Regions from separate parts of the Homo sapiens genome. Here region 1 is linked to region 2. A link is a loop called in an ENCODE intact Hi-C map of the cell type or tissue named here. Cell type or tissue: heart left ventricle. All regions are shown on one strand. Each heading gives the region's core, and the rest is flanking DNA. Links, peaks and the distances in the headings are about the cores only. Region 1 has its middle 290 kb from the start of QKI. Region 2 has its middle 170 kb from the start of QKI.

Region 1 (11,384 bases), core at 1,516-9,515, 120 kb before region 2:
ATCATTTTTCAATCCTTATTATACTAAAAGCCCAGGATTCTCATTTTGTGGATATGGGGAAAAAAAAAAAAAAGCAAGTCTAAGCAAATAACAAGAAATCTGGTTTCACAACTCCTAGCCCAGTTAAGTTCTCGGGACAGAATGAGGTCCAACGTGGTCAACAAACATGACATCATGCCACCCACGAGCTGGACACGCGACACCTGGGGCTCCAGCTGGCCATGCAAAAGGGTGAGGTCTCCATCCCTCCTTCCGTGACAAAAGTAAGCTCTCCTTTCTGAAGAGCCCTCAAGCCAGAGACTGAACCCCCAAATAAAAATACAACAGAGGTCAGCTCTGAGAAACCAAAATGACTCATCACCTCACCTCCTGTCCTAAGTCCCTGGCTTCTCACACTCTCCCCTCTTGACTGTGTTTCGAGGCAAGGAAAATACCTATCATTGCCAATTATGGAACCTGTTACCAATGAAGGCCACCTTGGCTGCAAACTTATCTTTGATATGGGACATTCTCCATTGCTTGTGGTGGAGAGAACAGACCCTTTTCCCTTCTATGGTAATATGCCCCAATGGAGGTTTTCCACCACGTGAATAATCTAGACGACAGGTTTTCTGTGTAGCATCTTATGCCAATCTACGTCCCTCGTGCACAGCTTTGGAGAAGGGTCCATAGCTCTGTCTAGAGGCCCGTCCACCCTGAGCCCAGAACATCTCCATCCCTCAGGCGGCCGCCTGCAGCAGTGCAGCTGGAGGAAGTAAGTATTTTAGAGCATGTTTTCATACCTTGCTACTAGAGAAGTGGCAAAGCACTCTTGTTTTTGAGAAGTGATAACCTCTTAGAGATGAAAAAGGAAAAAGCTAAGGGGAAGCACTGAGCTGGGGAAACTCTTACAAATCAAGAATCTTATAGCAGAAGAGTTTTGCTTCTTTTGGAAACTGAATCAGTGTCACTAGTGGAATTACACCCCCGTGGGGGATGGGGGGGCACTGTTGTCTGGCAAACAGTGCAAGTCATTTGTCACACCTAAACACGACTAGGTTACCCTCAGCTACACCGTGTCTCCCACCGTGTGACCTGTGATTTCTTCCTGCTCTCCTTTCCATCTGTGTCCATAAAGACTTGGAGTGAGATCCGGTTTGCTTTTCTGCCTCCTCTGTCCTATTTGCCAGAGAAAACATTCTGGAATTCCTCCCAGGAACCTTCCCCCAGTGGTTTCTGTCCAGCCATCCGCATTCTGTCCTTTGGGGAAATATTTCTCCTACCATTCTGCACCAGCAGGTGTGCTAACGTAAGCCTGTGCACGAGCACCACTTTGCCTGAAGATCACATCTGTCACAGGAGTGTCTGTTCTGTGGACAACACTGAGGAACGCCTCTCTTTCCTCATGCCAAGCCACTAGCCCTCCACAGACACTTTCTAAAAACTGCCACCCACATCACAAATGGCTGCTTTTACTTCTCTCTCTACTCTCCCAGCTCGTTTTAAATGCTCCAGCTTAAATTTATCACATGTCCTCACTGGAGTTTACGGATAGCTTCTAATGTACCCTAATTCTAGAGTTATGGGAGAGAGGAGCAAATAAAGTACAGGATGTGGCTAAACCAATTTGTAAAAGGAAAGGAAAAAAATGCAACCCAGGCAGAAAACAACGGCATTCTTTTCCTATTAAATGTAAAGCAAATATTAAACTCCTGCAAGGATTTTAGAATTTATATCCATACCCATGCATTTATATCCTAATTGCTCATCACTATGGGAACCAGGTATTTTTGACTGATACTTTAAATATAATAAAGACACAAAAGAAAAAAATAGATCCAGCTTTCTGGGTGTAGACATTTTTCTAGGTGGTGCTTAATGAATTTAAGCTTCTGAGAGATGGTTTGTATTCATTGGATCCCCTATCCTGATACCAGACCCTAGTTCCTTGGTCTTAAACTGCAAGGATCAGACTCGCCTGGAGGCTTGTGAACATCCAGACTGGTGTGGGGCACCGCCAGAGTGTCTGACTCACTGGGTCTGGGAGGGGCCCAAGAGCCTGCAGTTCTAACAGGTGCTATAGATGCTGCTAGCTTAGGGCCCACTTTGAGAACTGGCTGCTTAGCTCAGTGTTTTGAGAATTAATAAGAGAAGGACACGTGGGAGATGAGACTCTGACATTAAGGATCACACCAAAATACCTCTACGCCCTTCGCCGAAGTCCTCACTTGGTGTCTTCATGTGCATATTCAAAACTCTGGAATTCAAGTTAATAATAAGAGCATGGAGGCCTATGCTCTATGAAATGTCCTGACAACATCCCTAACTTATCTCAAAGAGACTTACTACACATTGAATTTAGGTTTCACAGGGAAGTTTTTGCATGTTAATTAAATGCCAATTGATTACTAAAGGCAAATCCACTGAGGATTAACTAATGTCACTGACATGGACTTCTGACATAACTGCAAAATCCAGTGCTTAACAGATAGTAACAAGCTGTCTCATTAGAAATCAAATGACTATGGAAGAAATCATGTTTAAATGTGGGTATTTTTCATCGTGAGATTTGCTGACACATGGCAGCAAACAGACTTGATTTGGGATAACATTTTCTAACTATTGTCCTTAGCCTGCCGTGTTTCTGAAGCTGCTCCTGCCACAGCAGAATGCCTCTAATGGATGACCCCCCACTTAGGACAGCACTGACTCACCCACGCAAATCCAAAGTGTGGTGCATGCAAATTTTAGCCTCGAGTTCTAGTCTCAGAGCACAAAATAGTAACAACTACAACAAAAATAACAGCACCACGCACTGAGTCTACTGTGCTTCATGTACTACATGAAAGAGGAACCGCAACACCAATATTCCAGTCAACGGAAACGGGGCTCAAAGGGACTAAAGAGTGGACTGACCAAGGTGACACGTGCAAGTCAGTGGTGGAGCTAAGATCAAAGCTCTTCGCTTAATCACTACAGATATATTAAATATTAAACATTTACAGTCTACACAGTCTCTATTTTGTTGAAGATTTTTATGTGGTACATAATAGAATCATTTTACATGATACATAATGGAATATTTATTACGTTTTACAAATAAAACTGAGGCCGAGTGAGATTGGGAGAGTTACACAAATTCACAGAGGAAGTCCATAAAATGCCATGATTCTAACTAGACTACAAAGCCCCCTCTAAGCTCTGTCATTGCTCTTGGAGAATCCATTCGTGTGCTTCACTTGGTAAGTTCAGAGGTACTTACAAAATGCCTTCTATGTGCTAAACACTGGCAAAATGAACTTGCTGATAATTTTTATGACTGATCAACTTGAATGATGAGCTCCTATAGATTAAAGATGGCCACGTGTTCTTTGATGCGCTTCCCTATTAAGGGGAAACTATTTCCCCTCCCACAGGAATTCTGGGCTAGTCTGAGGCCCAGTAATTATATCCCAATTACTCATCACTATGTTTACCAGGTACTTTTGACTGGTACTTTAAATATTATAAAGACACGAGAGAAAGAAAAAATTGCTGGCCAGGTGCGGTGGCTCACGCCTGTCATCCCCACACTTGGGGAGGCTGAGGCAGGTGGATCACTTGAGGCCAGGAGTTCGAGACCAACCTAGCCAATATGGTGAAACCCCGCCTCTACTAAAAATACAGAAATTATCCAGGCATGGTTCTCAGCTACTCGGGAAGCTGAGGCATGAGAATCACTCCAGGAGGCAGAGGTTGCAGTGAGTCGAGAGTGCACCACCGCACTCCAGCCTGGGCGACAGAGTGAGAATCTGTCTCAAAAAAAAAAAGAAAGAAAGAAAAAATTGACAAGATACAGACTGCTGGGTGTAGGCATTTTTCTAGGTAGTGATATAGTAAGTTTAAGCTTTTGAGGGACAAAAGAGAAGGAGACTAATCTCTTTAGTCTTCTATATAACTCATCATTCAAGTTGACCAATCATAAAAATTATCAGCAAATATATATTTTGTCAGTGTTTAACACATAGCAGGCATTTTGTAAATTGCTCTTAACTCACTGAGTGAAGCACAGAGGTTGATTATCCTAGAGAAATGACAGCTGAGAGGGGGCTTTGTAGTCTAGTTAGAGTGCATTTTATGGACTTCCTCTGTGACTATTCAGCTTTGACTAACAGGGTATGGTGAAGTGACTGCAGGCCAGTCCACAGGCTTCAAAAGGACAGGCAGCTTCCACCTTGGTCTCCTGGAGCCCTGTGCTGCCAGGTAAGAGATCTGACAGTCCCGCCTTAGAGGCTATGGGGAGGCCCTGAGATGACATGGGGAAGCTGAGGTATCAGCTGAGCCCAGGCTTCCTATCCCTACCAGAGTGCTGGGCCTCTGACAGAAGCCTTCTTGAACCCCCAGGCCAGCCCAGCTACTAGCAGAAAAATTTCAGGTGTCTGAGCCCATTCATGCTGCTAAAACAGAAGACCACAGACAGGTTGGCTTAACCAACAAACATTTATTTCTCACAGTTCTGGGAGCTGGGAAGTCCAAGATCCAAGCACCAGCAGATTTGGTGTCTGGTAAGGACTCACTTCCTGGTTTGCAGATGGGTACCTTCTCATTGTATCGTCGCAGGGGCAGAAAGCAGAAAGGGAGAGCTAGCACTTGTGTCTCTCCTTATAAGGAAGTAATCCTATTCATGAGGGCTCCATCCCCATGACCTAATCACCTCCCAAATACCCCACCTCCTAACACCATCACATTGGCAGTGAGGATTTCAAAGGTATGAATTTTGAGGGGACACAAATGTTCAGTCCCCAGCACTAGGTGACCTCAGTTAATACAACATGAACTCTTGTTCAAATTCCTCACTTCCCAAATGACAAAACATAGTCAAATTGCATGTGCTTTCAGTCACTGACTTTTGGGGTAGTTATGCAGCAATAGGTTACCAGAAAAAAAAACACTTGTTACCTGGAAGAGGGGTGCTTCTGAGACAAAAATGGCAGCATGTGGCTCAGGACTGGAGACCTGGTGGTGGAGGTGGAGCAAGGTCTGGAAGGCCTCAAGACATCTGTTAATGGGGAAGGAGGGACAGTGAGAAATTGTTATTAGAGACTGGAGTAGAGATAGCCCATGTTATGTGATGGCAAACAGTTCAATGAACCCATCCCTTGACGAACATGGAAAACAGAAGGTACAGCTATGAATTCATGAATTAGGCCTAGGAGCTTCCCAGGTGGCATACAGAACTCATCTCCTGGTTGTCAATGATAAAATTCAAAACAAAGATGAACCAAAAAAGGAACTGTTAGTTTTTATAAACAGAATGTAGAAGAAATATAAAGGAGCCAGGACTTGCTAGGTTTGAAAATAAAACTTTCTTATCCTTAGTCTCTCCCAGCAAAAGATTCTCAAAGGAAAAACTGGTTCCACGGCAAAGATCAAACCCAAGATGTTACTGCAAGATTCTTTGTTAGGTCTTCAGAAGGTCTAAGGTGGTGTCTCACAGGTCATTTCAGACAGACGAAAGTCCTGCAAGGGACGTTCAAGGCATGCCTCAAAGAGCTTCTCTACTAAAAAGATGGCTTCCATGGCTCCAGACAGCCTCCCAAAGAGCTAAAGTTAAAGAAAGTTCTGTGTGGCTCCAGGGAATTGGTGTGTACTGAGAAGGGGAGGGGCCCACACGAGCTCAGCCTCCCAGGAGACTCTTCCACAGCTGCAAGGGCATGCGTAAAGCCATCTTGAACCCTCTGGACCAGCCCACTTGCCAATGACCACAAAGTGATCCCTGTCAAACTCTATGTGAAGCAGAATAATCGTGGGCCAGTGCCTGCCCAAATTCCTGATCCACAAAATTGTGAGACATAAAAAGATGATACTTTAAGACACTAATTACAGAAGTCACTTCTCACACATCAAATAACAATTATGACATGAAATTTCACAGCAAATGAGATGAGATGAGCACTCCAAAGGTCAAGTGGAAATTGTTATCACCTTCTTTGTGTTCATATCTGCATATGGTTCCACCAAGGTATGACCTGCTACTAACCACCTAACAACTAACAACCAGATGCAAATTTCTTACCCTTTCTGCAGCAATAGACACAGTTCACTTACCTCCCCCCACCCCACCCCTCTGCCCTTCTTGAAACTCCTCTCGGCTTCCACTGCACACTGAACTTATCATTTTCTCAACTCCGCTTTCGAAAATGGCTACCATTTGTCCCTTTCTATTTTCACTTCTACCACCTACTTTAAGCCATTCTCTCTCTTACCTGGGCTGTTGTAGTTGCTTTGTAAGTAGTATCTCTACCTCCAGGATGTTCTAAACCTCATGTCATACTAATTTCCCAAAGTGCAGCTCTGATCATATCCAGCCCTACCTCCTACCAAATGTAAACTATTCAGCAGCCAACATACATTACTCACTATTCTCCAAATATATGCCCCAGATCTTTACACATGCCATTTCTTCTCCATAGAATAACTTCTTTTTCTCACTCAACATCCCTCTCAGCCTTTAAAAGTCAGCACTATTGCCACCACTGCACTGCTGTTTTCCTCTCTGAGGAGGTATGGACCTAACCCCCCCAGCCTAAAGTCAGTCTCCTTCCTCCCAAATTCCCATGGTGGATGGCTCACAATTGCCTAACAGTTTTACCATATTCGGTCAAGTGATAAATTCATAGGTTCACCCTCTACCAGATTATATGCTCCTCAAGGTTGGGAAGTAGATCCCAGCTGTGGAAACACAAGAAGTCCACACACTGGGGAAGACAGACCTTGCTCTCAAAAAATGTTATATTCAACAAAAGACAAGACTAACACAATGAACACTTAGAGAATGAAATAAGACGGGATATAATGAATTTCTAAATTACACGGTACAGATTATAAGTGCTTTAGGAGATTGGAGAAGTAGAGGAGCTATCGTGGAGTGCTGGAATCATCAAGTGCAACTTTGTGGGTGAGGCAGAATGTGCACTTGTAATGTCAGGCTGGGAGGAGACAAGTGGAGAGGAAGGAAGCCACTTCAGACAAAGAAATCAACATGAGCTCACAGACAGGAGCGGATAAACACTATGTATTCACAGAAGAGTGAGGAGATGGGCTTCAGCTAATTAATTCTCCAGGAGTAGGGAGACTCTCCAAGGCAGCCTCTTCTCCTAAGAAATCCCTATTCTTACCATAAGCTCACCTTACCTTTGGCTATAGAAATCATTAAGATATTTCCCAGACTAAAATCTGGGACGTGTAAGGGAAAAATATTTGAGTCCAGTACGGGTCAGGAGAATCAAGGAAATACGAGCACCCTGCAGTGAGGGTTTGGGGCAATTATTCCCCCCACCTGTAAGAAGCACACACAGGAGAGTGGACCACTCCCACGGCTGTATCCACTGCAGAGGGCACTGAGCCACAGGCCCTCAGCAGCCCAATCTCTGCTCAGTTTGCAGAACCACTGTCAGTTTTTCAGCCTGTCCTGCTTAACCTAGTGAGCCTTTAGTCATATATGTTTCCTAAACAAGGTTCTCTCACCTTTGTTTTAAAGACTGTGGATCTGTGGCCCCAGGGAGGTTTGAGGAAATGGCCGAAGACCCCACTGCCCATGATACAGCAAACCCAGAAAAGGAAAGCAGCTGTCTGGCTCTGCACCCCAGGGGTTCTCCCTCTCTGTTGTACTTTCTCCCAAGAAGATGAAGTCTTGCACAGGTCACTGATATTATCTAGAGCAATAAGCTGCCCCATGGAAACTATCTCATGACGTGTACTCACTAAGTGTTTGCAAGGAGAGCACCCTCTCCTACCTCCCTGCCAGCCCAGGAGATCAGAATGTCCACCAACACTGTCGCCCTCTCAGGAGGGTGGAGGAAGAAGCAGCAGCCTTTTCTCATCTCTTGTCGGCTTTTCCTGAGGACAGTAAAGAAGATTCGCACGAGATGGGACAATACGCATCCCACAACCATGGTCTCATTCCTCTGGGAGTTGGGGAAGCGGCTCTCCTAGGCTTTCTCTCGAGCTGCCTGTCCCCTCGGGCCACATCACCCTGAAGAGCAGGCCCTGCCCATCTGCTGGGCCCACAGGCTCAGCCGGGAAGTTCAACTCAGGAGAAAGGGAGTAGGGCGCTCATTTGGGCTTCACAAACAAGCCGTTGGATCCAGTTTTTCCAGCCAAGAGCAAATTTGACACCTCTCTGAATTCTCTGTATCTTTTTCCACAAGTTCAGAATTCAGAAGGCTTGAGAAAACTGACTCCCTCAGAACCCTCCAACGCCACCATCCTGAAAGAAAAATCAACAGAAATCGTGCTTCATGGGAAACCTCAGGGGGCTCAGAGCACAGAAATGATCCATGCCAATGGTTACTCATGTGAAATTCCTCCACTCCCTCTCAAAAGGACTCTGAATTCACGACCCCTCCCCAAAATAAACAAAGCTCTGGGCCTGACATTAGTCAACTCATTTCACGGTGTTGTGGGGCCTCAGCCTTGTCCTCTCCATCTTTTTCCCCAATTCTTCTCTGTGTGCAGGGAAGTGCCTCCCACAGGAACCGGGGGTGCCTATTGTTAGCAGAGCTGACCCCAGCCCTGGAGGTGGTACTGACTGCTTCATCGTGGCCTCTGGAGCAAGCCAGCAACCTACAATGCCTTTGAAGAGCCAGATGGCAGGAATATGTTTTCATAGCTACCTTCAAAAATAAGAGAACAATGAAACAGACCTAGACCATGGAGAAGCAAAAAAGGGCAGCTCCTTTATGACTGCAGCCCGTCCGGCTCCATCTGCTCCTGGGTCTGTGGCTGCATGGCACTCAGGCTGACGTCTCCATCCAGGGCTGTGGGTCCTCCTCCTTCTGCATGAACTCCAACCTTGAGTGGGATCCCACAATATCCTTCCTCTGCCAGACCCGGCTCCACCTACTGTCGTTCTCCTAACTCAAACCGTGATTCTTTCTCTGTCAACTGGATGCTTGCCCCAGCCTATAAACTTGCCCCAGTTGCTCCCATCCAGAAGGAAAAAAAGAAAAACCTCTACCTGTCTCTCTAGCACGCCACCTCCACTCTCCTCTCCCCTGGCCAGGTGCTTCAAAGAGCTGTCCATGTGCTCCATCTCTTACCCCTCTCATCAATGCTACCTACATCTGCCCACACCACTCATGGAGACCACTCTCTCCGTAACCATCTCCAAAGACGGCCTGTACTGGGCTAAAGAGTGTCTCCCAAACATTAACATCCACCCCAAGCCTGTGAACTTGAGGTTATCTGGAATTAGGGTCTTTGCAGATGTCATCAAGTTAATATGAGGTCATCAGGGCGGCCCTAATCTAATCTGACTGGTGTTTTTATAAAAAAAGAAGAGACTGCAAAACACACAGGGAGACCACCATGGACAATGGAGGCAGTGACTGGAGTGACGCATCTACAAGCCAAGGAACACCAAGGTCTGATGTCACCACCAGAAGCTAGGGAGGCAAGGACAAATTCTTCCTAAGAGCCTTCAGAGGGAACAAGGCCCTGCCAACACTTTGATTGCAGACTTCTAGCCTCCATATCGATGAGAAAACAAATTATTGTTGCTCTAAGCCACCCATTTTGTGGTACTTTTTACAGCAGCCCTGGGAAGCTAACACATGACCTCTTTCCAGTTCTTCTAGCCACTTGTTTGCAGAATTTGGCACCACAACTCCATCCTTTCTGAAATTCTCTTCATCAGTGATTTCAGCAAGATAACTTTCTGGTTCTCCTCTTAATTCTCTGCTTCTCCCTTGCCTTTTTCAATGTCAGATTCCCCCACAGTTCTGTCCTTACTCCCTTTCTCCTCATTCTACTCTTCTTTCCAAGGAGAGCTCATTTGACTTCTGTCCACGATGACCCCCATATTCACACCTTGCCTCTCCATTGAGCTCCAGACCCGTGTCCCCAAACACTTAACAGAATTCCCATCACATACACCTCATAATACCACCCATCCAGAAGTAAACTCATTATGTGCTATATTAATTTTTTTTTAATTTTTATTGAAGATTGACCCTGGCTATCAGATGGAACACCAGACCTAGTCTTTTCTATGGCTACTTCGGCTTCCTCCCAGCTCAGTGGCTGGTTCTGAAAGTGAGAAACTTAAGGAACACTCAGAAAAAGGTATAGAGCCTTTCACTGCCGAATCACGTAAGCCCCACAGCATCTCTTCCACTCTAGTCATAAATCTGCCCAATTCAAGGGGAGGGAGAATAGATGTCACCTTTCAATTGGAGAAGTGACAAAGTTACAATGGAAGAAGAATGGACGGGATGGGAGATAGTGGGTGCTGGAAAATGCAACCTGCCATGGCTTCCTAACTAGCCTCCCTACCTTAGGGTCTCATCCCTCAACCAAAGTGACCTCTGCATCTGTGCCAAGCTCATGGCTCACCCTTGCTTAAAACAGCTGATAAATCCCATTTCCTACAAAATAGGTTTCTCAAGCTTTCCTATCACCAGGAGCCTGGTTACTTTGCTATTGGCTCTCAGCTCCAAATGCACCCTTGTAAACCCTTCTGTGACACTGGGCTGTGGCTCTGTATACCACACTTCCCAGGCCCCCTTGCCAGCTGCCTCCATTAGGTTCTGCCAAGTAACTAGAAGACACTAGAAGGAAACTCTAAATCAAGTGGGTGGAGAAAGAGGTTCCTCCCTTCTCTTTGCTTCCTGTCAGCATCACCCCTGCATGGGCACTTTACTCCAGCAGTGACCGAAGGTTCCAGCTTCCACTTTCTTTCTATGCTCGCAGAAACAGCCTAGCTGAGTTCCTAAGAGTCCTAGAAGCAGCTGGGTCAGACCCCTTTTTGGAAGCCTGAGTCCCGCCTCTATAAAGCCCTCTCTCCAAGTTCCAGGAGCTGAAAACCCCATCTCTCCCCTTGTTCTCCCAGCCCTCAAGGTGGCACCTGCAGCTGTCAGGGTTACCTTGGTGTTCTCTTCTGGCCCTTTCATGGCAATGCCTATGAGATCAACCCCCCATATAAAAGTCCCTCTTTGAAACACCTAGTGTGGGTCCTCGCTCCCTAACCAGGCTCTGGCTGATAGGGCGTGTTAAGACTTTTCATTATCTGGCTGCAATCTGCCCTTCAAAACCGACATTCCAAGATTCTCTCCATAAAGCCCTCTGCATTCTACCCACACCTACTATTTCGCCCTAATTTTTTTCATCCTCTTACGACTATGTATATACTGAATCGCTAATTTCATGAGGGAAGAAACTGCATCTTAAATATTTTACTTTTTCTATTTTATTTAATTGATGCATAATTGTATATATTTAAAGAGCACATAGTGATGTCCTGATACATACAATCTATAGTGATCAGATCTGGGTAATCAGCATATCATCTCAAACATTTATCACTTCCTTGTGTTGAGAACATTCAATATCCTCCTTCTAGCTATTTGAAACTGTGTATTCTTAAC
Region 2 (11,384 bases), core at 1,679-9,678:
GAACCCATTCTGAGGGCTGAGACATGAAGATGAAATAACCCACAGCTCCCATCTCGAAGACGTCATGACAAGGTAGGGGAGAGAGACATGAGGACAGGCAACAGAGGAGTAAGAAAAGTGCTGCAAACATTCCCAGAGTGCTTCATTGGAGCCATGAGGTACTTGAAGAGGCAACTAACCCATTTGGCAGTTCAGACAAGACTTTCCAATTAAGTGCCGAAAAACAAGGATCAGTTAGGCAGGCAAAAAGAGGGAGCAAACAGTGGTTTTGGGAGGAATTAGGTGACATGCTGAAAGCCTGGGGGTAGAAAAGAATGTTTGTGGCCGGGCGGGCTCACGCCTGTAATCCTAGCACTTTGGGAGGCCGAGGTGGGTGGATCACGAGGTCAGGAGTTCGAGACCAGCCTGACCAACGTGGTGAAACCCCGTCTCTACTAAAAATACAAAAATTAACCAGGCGTGGTGGCGCGCGCCTGTAATCCCAGCTACTCGGGAGGCTGAGGCAGGACCCAGGAGGTGGAGGTTGCAGTGAGCTGATATCGTGCCACTGCACTCCAGCCTGGGTGACAGAGTGAGACTCTGTCTCAAAAAAAAAAAAATTTTTTTTTCTTTAACAAATTATTAGAATTGATATATGGAAAGGATTCTGTTTAACTTACCTATGAAAATACCATCCTGGCCAACAATGTTGAAACCCCATCTCTACTAAATATACAAAATTAGCCGGGCATGGTGGCGGCGCCTGCAGTCCCAGCTACTCGGGAGGCTGAGGTAGGAGAATAGCGTGAACCCGGGAGGCAGAGCTTGCAGTGAGCCGAGATCGCGCCACTGCACTCCAGCCTGGGCGACAGATCAAGACTTCGGCTGCAACTCAAAAAAAAAAGTTTGTGCAACAATAATTTATACACGACTCGAGCTTAGAGGGTGAAGGGCAGGGTAGGTGGGGAGAGATGACGACGGAGAGACAGGCAGGGAGGATGTTGGGGGCGTTGCCGGGATTCTCTGGTAAAATGGCCGTGTCTCCGGTTGATTGAAGCCCTCCAAGAGTATGTTTTGGGGGGCAATGATAGGAACAGTTGGTCTCTGTGGAGTGCTTTTGCTATGTCGAGGTGATTTGGAGAAGAGCATACCATCACATAAAGGCGGGGCGTTTGGGGAGATGCGCAGGGCAGGAGTGGCTGGAGAAGTCGGAATAGAGGGGACTATAGAGGGGATGGGTGGACAAGGCGCCGCTGAAGGGCCTTTGTGGAAAAAGAGTGTGTTCCCCAGGACCATCTGGAAGAACGCCGCTTCAAGCACAGGACGGCACCTTCAGTACCAACGTTTGCCCCCGACGGGGCTGGGGAAATGGCATGTTGGGGCCTTGCAGGAAGGAGGATCATCCAAAACACAGGCTCTTTCTAGGCTCCAGACTCAAAAAGAAAGCAGAGGCGGGAGTGGGAAGGCCCAGGCCTAAGCCCTGATGAGTCTGGCGGGGATTCCACCGTGTGAAGGAGCAGCTGAGGCTGCAGGAAGTAGAGCCCCGGGGGCTGTGGAGATTCCAGGCTGCGCTGGTGGAGAACAGGGAGGCCCAAAGGCCAACAACAGGGAAAACCACAGTGTGTCCGGAGTTGGTTCCTGCCAGTGGATTCGTGGTGGTGCTGACTTCAAGAACGGAGTCGCCGACCTTCCCGGTGAGTGTTACAGCTCTCAAAGATGGCACGGACCCAAAGAGTAAGCGGTAGCAAGATTTACTGTGAAGAGTGAAAGGCTTTCGAAGAGAACCCTAGCGGCTTACTGCCGCCGGTCGAGGTGGCCAGCTTTTATTTCCTTATTGTCCCCGCCCATGTTTGGTTTCTGTCCTATCAGAGTGCCCTTTCTTTCAATCCTCCCTGCGATTGGCTACTTTTAGAATCCTGCTGATTGGTGCGTTTTACAGAGCACTGATTGGTGTGTTTTAGTCTAATTAGTGTGTTTTATGCTGATTGGTGCGTTTTACAATCCTCTTGTAAGACAGGAAAGTTCCTGATTGGTGCATTTTACAATCCTCTTGTAAGACAGAAAAGTTCCCCAAGTCCCCACTCAACCCAGGAAGTCCAGCTGGCCTCACCTCTCAACAGAGCAGAGGGAGGGCAGCTGGGATGCGGGGGCAAGGCTGACTTCCAGGGTTCCACCTTGGCCAGCGAATGGAAGGTGAGGGGGGAAATAGCTGAGGGGAAGGGAGTCTAGATGGAGAGACAGCTCAGTGCTGGGCTTGTTGGGTTCAACCATTTTTGGAGCTTTGAGGGCACACCCACTACAGGGGAGGAGAAGATATTAAATTTAATTCTAAATTGTGGCAAGAACGTCACATGGAAACAGCCTCTGGTGACGCACCTGGCAATTGTGACTGTAGTGATCTCTTTTCCAGCCTACGTTCATGCCGGCTTCAGACTGAAGCTCATTCCTTTCTTGTCCCTGAGGTTTCTTCACGACAAGCAGTCCTTTAACTGCATGAATGCTTTTAAATCCTGGGTCATGCAAAGACTTCCTAAGATCCTGAGTAAAACATGAGGTTGCCCAGCACAACTCCGTGGCTGATTTTCAATAGTTTTCTCAGCTTTATTCTCAACTCAATTTTGTTATTCTAGTCAGCTGACCTATGGCATGACTATCACACCTCCATTATTTTAGAAATGGGATTTCCAACCTCAGCACGTCATTCATCTGAACAACTTCCACCATGGTTTCCTGTTCATACAAGCAGCCCTCCTCCACACCGCAATTCCACTCCTGTGCCAATTCTTCTTTTAGAGTCAGGAGCCCAGAAAGCTTCTACAATGCCAATTACAAGGCTCTTTGTGACAAGCATTCTAATCTACTCAAACAAAAAAATGCGTATTTATAGCATTCGTTCAACTAAAAAAGTATACTATATAAAGCCCAAGAATGTAAGTTTACGTGTAAAAAAACTGACACCAGCAATTTTACCTCCTCCTTATTTTCCTCCAGCTGCCCAGTTAGGAGGATTGTTTGTTTGGTCTATTCATCTTCCCAGTCTTCTCACTGAATTCTCCTCTGACTCTCCCAGGGGCCAAATCTCAATTCTTGTCTTCTGTTCACCCTTACTCCTTGGCTCTCTCCTCATCCTTACTCCTTTCTCTTCTGTTAAAGAAGCAGGCCCATGTGCAATTCCAGGGAGTATTATTGTTAGTACTACATTTTCTGTCACATTCTTCAGAGGCGCTAGACTCCTTGCAAAGCAAAACTGTGGGCACAAGGCAACCTAAGACCTAATCCCTTCAACAGGGTCTTGGTGCCCTGTGTGCGGTCGCCCCCGAAACCAAGTCAATGGTGCTTTCAAAGACTACAGCCAGCCTCTGTCTGCATCCCGGCCTGCGCCCCGGGGAAATAGTAAAGCAAAAGGTGCCTTACAATAAGGGGGTGAGGAAAAGCCTGCCAAGCGGGTGGCGTTCAGATGAGATTGCTTACTCTACATGCGCCCTCAATTTAAAGGGACGAGTGGCCCGCCAAGCCTTCTAAGTCATCGTGCCCATTTCTCAAGAGAGGGCTCTCTGTGGGCCGCACACCAGTGTGACCGTAGAGAATAAGGGTGGCGCCAGTCACGTCCTGAGAAAGCGACGAATGTGTCCTTGTGAATCGGTCAAGGTTTTCCCTTGCAGGTGGCCTGACTCAAGGGCTTCGCAGGGACACAGGGACATAAGAAAAAACTTTCAAAAGTTTTACCATCAGGGAAAAAGCACATCAGGACCCGCCGGTCATTGCAGGTCATGCCAGCGGAAGCTTAACCGAGGGAGCAGGGCGCACAGACACAGCTGTGCTCCAAGAGTTTAAAAAGCATTTTGGCAGATGTTCCTTGGTGATCAGTTGGAGTCTTTGGCACGAGGCTGGCATCTGGTGTGTTTCCTGTTCATTACTGATGAAATTGTCTGACGTGTCTGTGTCTCATCCGAATACAACAGAAAAAAATGCCTGGGAATAAACACCCTAATCTAACCCTTGGAGCAATGTGTAGGTACTGTTTATCTTTGAAATAAATATTCAGGTCACATAAACTGCAGTTCAATGTACAAAGCAGAATTTAATATGAGGACATATAAGGTTTAAATATCATTGCATAGTAGTGACTTTTTAGGTAATCACAATTTTATATGCCTGTTACATTTGTGGTAGGAGTTTAGCTAGATTTTGCTGGAAAACTACAGCTTATTTATAAAGTACACACATTATTTTAATCGTACAAAAATGTGTAAAATATCTTACTCACCATGTAACATGGGCACCCCAAAGTACATGAGTTTCTTAAGAAGACATATGAAATCTTCAAGGCTATAAAGAGGACAGGAAATGACTCACTTCCCAATGACTCCAGGTAGATTAAATACGCCCCCCCTTTTTTTTAAGACAGTGTCTCACTCTGTCATCCAGGCTGGAGTGCAGTGGCACGATGTTGGCCCATTGCAACCTCCACCTCCTGGGTTCAACCAATTCTCCTGCCTCAGCCTCCTCAGTAGCTGGGATTCCTGGTGCATGCCACCATGCCTAGCTAATTTTTGTATTTTTAGTAGAGACTGGGTTTCACCATGTTGGCCAGGCTGGTCTCAAACTCCTGACCTCAAGTGATCCACCCGCCTCAGTCTCCCGAAGTGCTGGATTACAGGCGTGAACCACCGTGCCTTGACTAAATACACATTCTTAATTTAGCAACAGGAAACAATAGAGGAAAATAATGACACATACTCACTGAACACACACCAGTTCCAGGCAATGTGCTAAGAGGTTTACGTTAATTAGCTCAGTTGACCCTCTTAGGAGCCCTGTGACATAGGTACTTTATCCCCATTTTATAGATGAGAGACCTGAGGTTTCAGGTTGAAGTTACCTGTCTAAAATCTCCAGAGTGAGAAAGCAGCCATATTCCAGAGAGCCTGCGTTATGCTGACAGAGAAATATGGATACATGAGAAAATTTATGCAGCACCTTAAATATGTGCCTTTCTAATTGGAAATTCTGAGTGTTTCACAAGTACAAGTACTTTCCTACTTCTTCAAAAATATTAATTTTTTTGGAATAATGATAAAAGCTCAAACCTGTTCTGCTGGACAGGAGAAAGGGCAGCCGGGGGGCGCACAGAGGGAAAGCCTCCCTTTCTGTCTGTACTCCCTGTGGTTAAAATGTTACTATTTGGCCACACTGGCCTCCAGACATAACTGTGGCCAGGCACAGAACGGGGTTTCACACTAGGGTAAACCCTCAGATCTTCAAGGTCTATTCCCAGGTCTTTCCAGGCAGGTCTGGGGCTTGGAGTGTGGGAGCTACTGCTCTGTGGGCTGCTGCCTAGACGGCAAGCTCCTGGTTTTTGTTCGTTTGTTTTGTGTTTTTTTGGCGGAATTTTGCTCTGTTGCCCAGGCTGGAGTGTAGTGGCGTGATCTTGGCTCACTGCAACCTCCGCCTCCCGGGTTCAGGCGATTCTCCTGCCTCAGCCTCCCAAGTAGCTGGGATTACAGGCGTCCACCACCATGCCTTGTTAGTTTTTGTATTTTTAGTAGAGATGGGGTTTCGCCATGTTGGCCAGGCTAGTCTCGAACTCCTGGCCTCAAGTGAGGCCAGGCCTCCCAAAGTGCCTGGGATTACAGGCGTGAGCCACCATGCCTGGCCTGAACGTCTTATTATTTAAAAGTGTGTTGGGGTGGTGGTGGGGCCTTATTCCTAATACTTAAAATCATACACTGATGGCCAAAATCACACTACCAAGTATGACTTAGGAATTGAGAACTCAAGAAGATAACTTCAAGTACTTCTCCCCTTCCTAGGTAGAGGAGAAAACCAAACATCATATATAGGGAGATAGGATTCTAAGTCATGGTACAAACCTCCCCAGAGGAATTGTGAGAATCAGCTTTTCTTAAAGATCCTCACTTCCCCGTTTGCTAGTGTTTCTGAGTGATAACCAAGACCATCATTCCCAGGAGAGCACACGCAGTAAAGTCATCGACATCATCATTGCAGTTTCTCACTAGACGCCTTGTGCTGAGTGATGCACATTCAATCTATACTGTGCACCTCTTGATTACTGAAAAGTGGTTAAAGCTAGATTACAATAGTGCCCCCTTATTCACATTTCCCTTTCTGAAGTTTCGGTTACCTAAGGTCAACTATGTTAGAAAAATATTAAATGGACAGTTCCAGAAATAAACCTTTCTTAAGTTTTAAATTTCAAGCTATTCTGAGTAGTGTGATGAAATCTTGTGCCTTTCCGCCTGGGACATGAGTCATCCCTCTGTCCAGCATATCCTTGCTGTAGACACCTCCCCGGCCCCCAGCAGTCACTTGGCAGCCGTCTTAGTTATCAGATTAACTTCCTGTGTTCAAGTCATCCTTATTTTACTTATAATGGACCCAAAGCGCAAGAGCAGTGATGCTTGCAATTCAGACGGGACAAAGAGAATTGTAAGTGCTGCCTTTAAGTGAAAAAGTGAAAGCTTATCATAGGTACAAATATATAAGAAAAAACATTGCCGGGGTGTGGTGGCTCATGCTTGTAATTCCAGCACTTTGGGAGGCCGAGGCGGGTGGATCACTTGAGGACAGGAGTTCGAGACCAGCCTGGCCAACATGGTGAAACCCTGTCTCTACTAAAAATACAAAAAATTAGCTGGGCGTGGTGGCACATGCCTGTAATCCCAGCTATTTGGGGGTCTGAGGCAGGAGAATTGCTTGAATTCGGGAGGTGGAGGTTGCAGTGAGCCGAGATTGCACCAGCAGTGAGACTCTGTCTCAAAATAGAAAAAAGAAAAAACATAACGTAATCAGGTTCTGTGCTATCTATGGTTTCAGTCATCCACTGGGAGTCTGAAAATGTATCCCCTATATATAAGAAGGGGCCACTGTATTTCAATTCTCTCAGTCCTAATCTAAGTCTATACTTTTCAAAGATTTATCAATGAAAGCAAGTCAAGATCAATTGATTTTTGTTGTTGTTAAAACAACTGTAGGACTCCCACTAGAAGCCCGAAAACTTTTTAAGGCAAAAATTGTGAGACACGTATTTGGTAGTGTGCTTTTTTAGTATTCTGTAAGTAATTTCAAATATTAGCAGTAAGATGGTTTTTAAATTTTGTTTTAGAGAACAGGCATTTGTATTCCCTAGTAATTATTGTTATGAATGATTTTTGGGTTAAATAAACAAAAGTTTGTGGTCTAAGCCTCAATTTAGATGTGATATAGTGTTCTAATAGTAGAAATTTCAGTTATGTTTAGATAGCCGCTACACCATTTGGAGAAACCCACGTTGGATGTAAGTTGGATTTTAAAGTGCACAGGCCCAGCAGAGTCACAGTTGTGTGATGAAAGCATTAGTATGAATGCCTCCACTAGGACTAAATAAATTGTCAGTCGACAGAACATTGAATAGAGTGAAATAAGAACCCCCCTGATTACTATGCCAGGTCATATAATCCATAGGGAACTAAGTTCTGCGGGAAGAGAATCAGATAATGCTAGCTTCAAATAAACTGAAATCCCACAAAATTCAATGGTAAATGAAGTTACTAGGGAAAAAAGAAAAAAAAAACCCTAGTTATTTCAGCATCATTGATACCAAGTGGAAATCTCCAATCCATAATCCATATCCCTTGAAAAGGAGATTTGTAGTAGGTAGGGATCAAATAATTAGTTGACCCAAATAGTCCTTCAAATACCTGATAACGTGAACATTATCACTGCCAGTCAAAGGGAGAAAAAACACTCGTCTTACTACACTCAGAATGTTCTAAATCTTCAGTACGCTATAGCTTTCTCATCAATGTGTACAGTGGTGTAAAATGATTTTCCAGAGGTCAACTCTTGATAAAATGTTCTACTGCTATGAGTCATTAAGTAGGTGAATGATGATTTATGAATGGAACTTACACGTTGGATACCAAGAAGACTAAAACTCACATCTCGTAGATAGTACCTTATGTCTTGATAGAAAAAAGATATAGATTAGCATCACTTCCTAGTCACTAAAATAGTTTGTAATCTTAAGTAATGAAATACGTGACATTTGTCATATTGTTCTATACAGTAATAGGGAACAATCCCAGCTTTACAACTATATTCAACTTTGGTGCAGTCACCTCTGATGCTACCTTTCCACAGAGTGGCGGGGGTCCTGCTGTCCCATTCCCCAGCTCTGGCACGAAGGGAATGGATTCCAAATGCATCTGAAATGTTCAGTCTGCTGCTAAGCCCTGAGCGGCTGCCTCCAGCTATGAGCAGCCTCATCAGTTGACCCCAGTCACCCATTCAAATATGATTCTGCAAGTGTACCATGATTGGAAAACCTCTGGGAAGCCCTCTTGTGGGGAGCCCACCTGACCCCGAGTTTTGGCAGGAGCCAGGCCTCTCAATGTACCCCTTTCTTCTCCTTACCTTTCTCCTTTGTGGAGAAAAAAGAATGGATATGGCATTTGGCAGGGTCATACAATGATGGAGGGAATTTTGTCAGTTGTGCAAGAGTTTGCGGAAAGCATGAAGATGAATGGACTTGGGACCAGAGGTGGGAATGTGGGTGTGGCCATCGCAGTAATTGACAGGAAGTGACGGAAGTTCAGGCAGGCCCATCACTCACTCAGATGCTATTTATCAGGCACCTCTCCCAGGCCAAGCACATTTGAGAAACGGGAAGAGCGAGCTCCCACTTCACCCTTCTGAGGCCGGACACTTTCTGTGTGACCTCCAAAATAGTGGAATTCCAAAAGACACATTTTTGGAAAGGTGCCTTTTTTTTTGAGACGGAGTCTCGCTCTGTCTCCCAGGCTGGAGTGCAGTGGCACGATCTCGACTCACTGCAACCTCTGCCTCCCAGGTTCAAGCGATTCACCTGCCTCAGCCTCCCGAGTAGCTGGGATTACAGGTGCCCACCACTACGCTCAGCTAATTTTTGTATTTTTAGTAGAGACGGGGTTTCACCATCTTGGCCAGGCTGATGTTGAATTCCTGACCTCGTGATCCACCCACCTCGGCCTCCCAAAGTGCTGGGATTACAGGCATGAGCCACCGCGCCTGGCCTGGAAAGGTGCCTTTTTGTTTGCAGTGTTTTTTCTTTCTTTTAGCAAATACCGCCTGAAACAGTTATAAAGTGCGGAGGTGTTAGTACAGTAGAGAGCCACAAGTTAATGAATCCAGAGCCCAGGAAGAAAACCATGCCTTTCCGTGTAGAAGGTTCTGCTGAGAGGATGCCAACTCTCAGCATGTGGCAAGGGTTTGACACAGGAGATTCTATTCCCAATCTGTCAACCACGTATACGAACTTATGGATATCATTTCCCGATATATCTCTCTGGGCATCTGATTTCTCATCTGTAATCAACAGAGTGTTAGTTCTTATGATCAACAAAACTGCTTTCACTTCTAAGGGCTTTTGATCAATTTTTAATATTCTACATCGTTTAATTTTTGATGCTTACAAAAAGATCCTGGGTTATCTCTCAGATATGGAAACTGGACTAAACCATTTTCTATACCCTGCCTCTCCCACAATAACTTAATATAGATATATGCTTAAAGTGAATATCAATTAATCTTCCGTCTTGAAGATTAAAATATGAGTAAGGAGTACAGTTTCACTTTTGCAGATGGAAGAGCTGACGATGGGACAGCCAGCGCTGGCACGGCCTTGATAACATGCACGAACCAGGCTCTGGTGCACTTTAGAACCTGTGAGCGACTTGCTGCCTTCACCGGCCTTCCAGCCAGCCAACTGGCTTCGACACCAATATCAGGGCTAAGTCTATCAGTTGACTTGACAATTCTCTAGGGACAGGTAGGAAACAGGATATAGTGGCATTTATTCACTCAACAAATATTTATTGAGCACTTCCATTCCAATTGCAATTAAACATTAGCGATAGGAAACTCAAGGAAAAACACCATGGCGCTCCCACCTTCAAGGGTACTCTGTATACTTTCACACCAACGAAAGGACAAACAGTCTGAAGGAAGAGGAATGTTATCCTAAATTTATATAGACTGCAGAGATTAAGTGCAAAGCTACTATTTTTAGATAAAATCCTTCTCAGACAAGACCATAGTAAAAGGATTAAAGGACAGTGGTTGAATTTCAATGTTAAATGGTATCTCATGGGAATATGAAAGACTTTGAGACTGGCAATGGCTTTAGTACTAGGACTATGAGGATTGTACCCTTAGGGATACATCACACTAGGACTTGGCTTTGGATCCAAAGAAAGCGCCCAGGAAAGCCTAAAGGGAGAGGTACCAGGGCTGGAGAAAAGTCTTTCTCAGCAGCAGCCAAAGATGGGTGAAAATAAATGGTAATTCCTCCTGGGAACCCAACAGCCAAAACATAGTGGCTTTCAAAAAATATTTTTGGGAAGTCATAAATCAATATGATATCAAGGAATAAGATTACTTCAAATATGACTATACCAAGAAGCAAGACTTTCTACTAAAGTTTAGCCATCATTCTGAAATGAACATACTGTGAAACATTTAGCTCCTGTCTTCACAGAAAAGAATCATTTACTCGATGTTCTGCATAAAACTGGGGCTTGGAATTCTGCTGTATAATCCTCATACTACTTTTATATTCCATTTCTCTCTCTAACCTGGGACTGTGAGCTGTTTGAAGCAGGAATGGTATCTTCACTCTTGTCTACCCAGAGGCCAGGCATGGTATTCAGCCCAATCACTTTAGCACATAAATACTGCTTGAATGAATAAAATCACTTCGTTATTTTGAAAGTTCTTTGACTCGTATTTGGAATTTTAAAAAATCAGCATGAGTTCTAAATTGGATTTGTCTATTGAAACAATTGACAGTTCAGTCTCAAAATTCCTATATATTTTAAATCTACTTCCTTAATCATCAACCCCTATTAAATTTTCTGTGATATGAAATAACTTAGGTGAAATTTACTGTGTCCACAAAGTGGAAGCACATATACAATGGAAAAAAAATTAGCTTAACAACAACAAAAAACTTCACCAGAATGACCAGTGTTTAAAAAACAAAACAAAAAATAATCTGTAGTAGTTTGGGATGTTTCCTATGATGAAAGAAAACAGACAAAAAACTGACATGGCCAGCAGCCTTGCTAAAGATAACTTGTCTCCATAAGTACACATATGCCAATTCAACCTGGCATAATACACATGCAGAACTGAAATCTTCATTTGGTTAATGACCATAGAGTTTATAGCCCTACTGAAAAACACATACACTCCTCAGGAGCAGGTTCTGTTTTCCAGTGTGCTTTGCAATACACCAACCATTTAGATACTTGGATGCTTTTGACAGTCAGTCCCTAGTGCAACTGTGGAAAGCAAGCCTATATTGCTCTGAGAGAAAAAGAAAACAAAGAACAAAACAAAACAAAAATAGCACACTCATGTATACT

What was found. Peaks named below come from ENCODE experiments on the same cell type or tissue, not always from the same donor. Only the 100,000 strongest peaks of a DNase experiment are listed, where the experiment ranks them.
Region 1: it touches region 2 in a loop (2.4-fold over the local background); 7 of 110 quality-filtered maps call a loop at or near these places.

What each region holds. Positions count from the first base shown.
Region 1 is chr6:163,697,539-163,708,922 of GRCh38, reverse strand. No RefSeq gene overlaps it. Among named protein-coding and RNA genes, the nearest start is that of QKI, 290 kb to the right of the region's middle. RefSeq lists enhancers at 470-589, 2,072-2,141, 4,086-4,385. In heart left ventricle, for the core only: no CTCF peak of the experiment used is centred there; no DNase peak of the experiment used is centred there; H3K27ac peaks cover 738 bases.
Region 2 is chr6:163,580,904-163,592,287 of GRCh38, reverse strand. No RefSeq gene overlaps it. Among named protein-coding and RNA genes, the nearest start is that of QKI, 170 kb to the right of the region's middle. RefSeq lists an enhancer at 3,657-4,856. In heart left ventricle, for the core only: no CTCF peak of the experiment used is centred there; DNase peaks (open chromatin) are centred at 3,342 and 6,287; H3K27ac peaks cover 774 bases.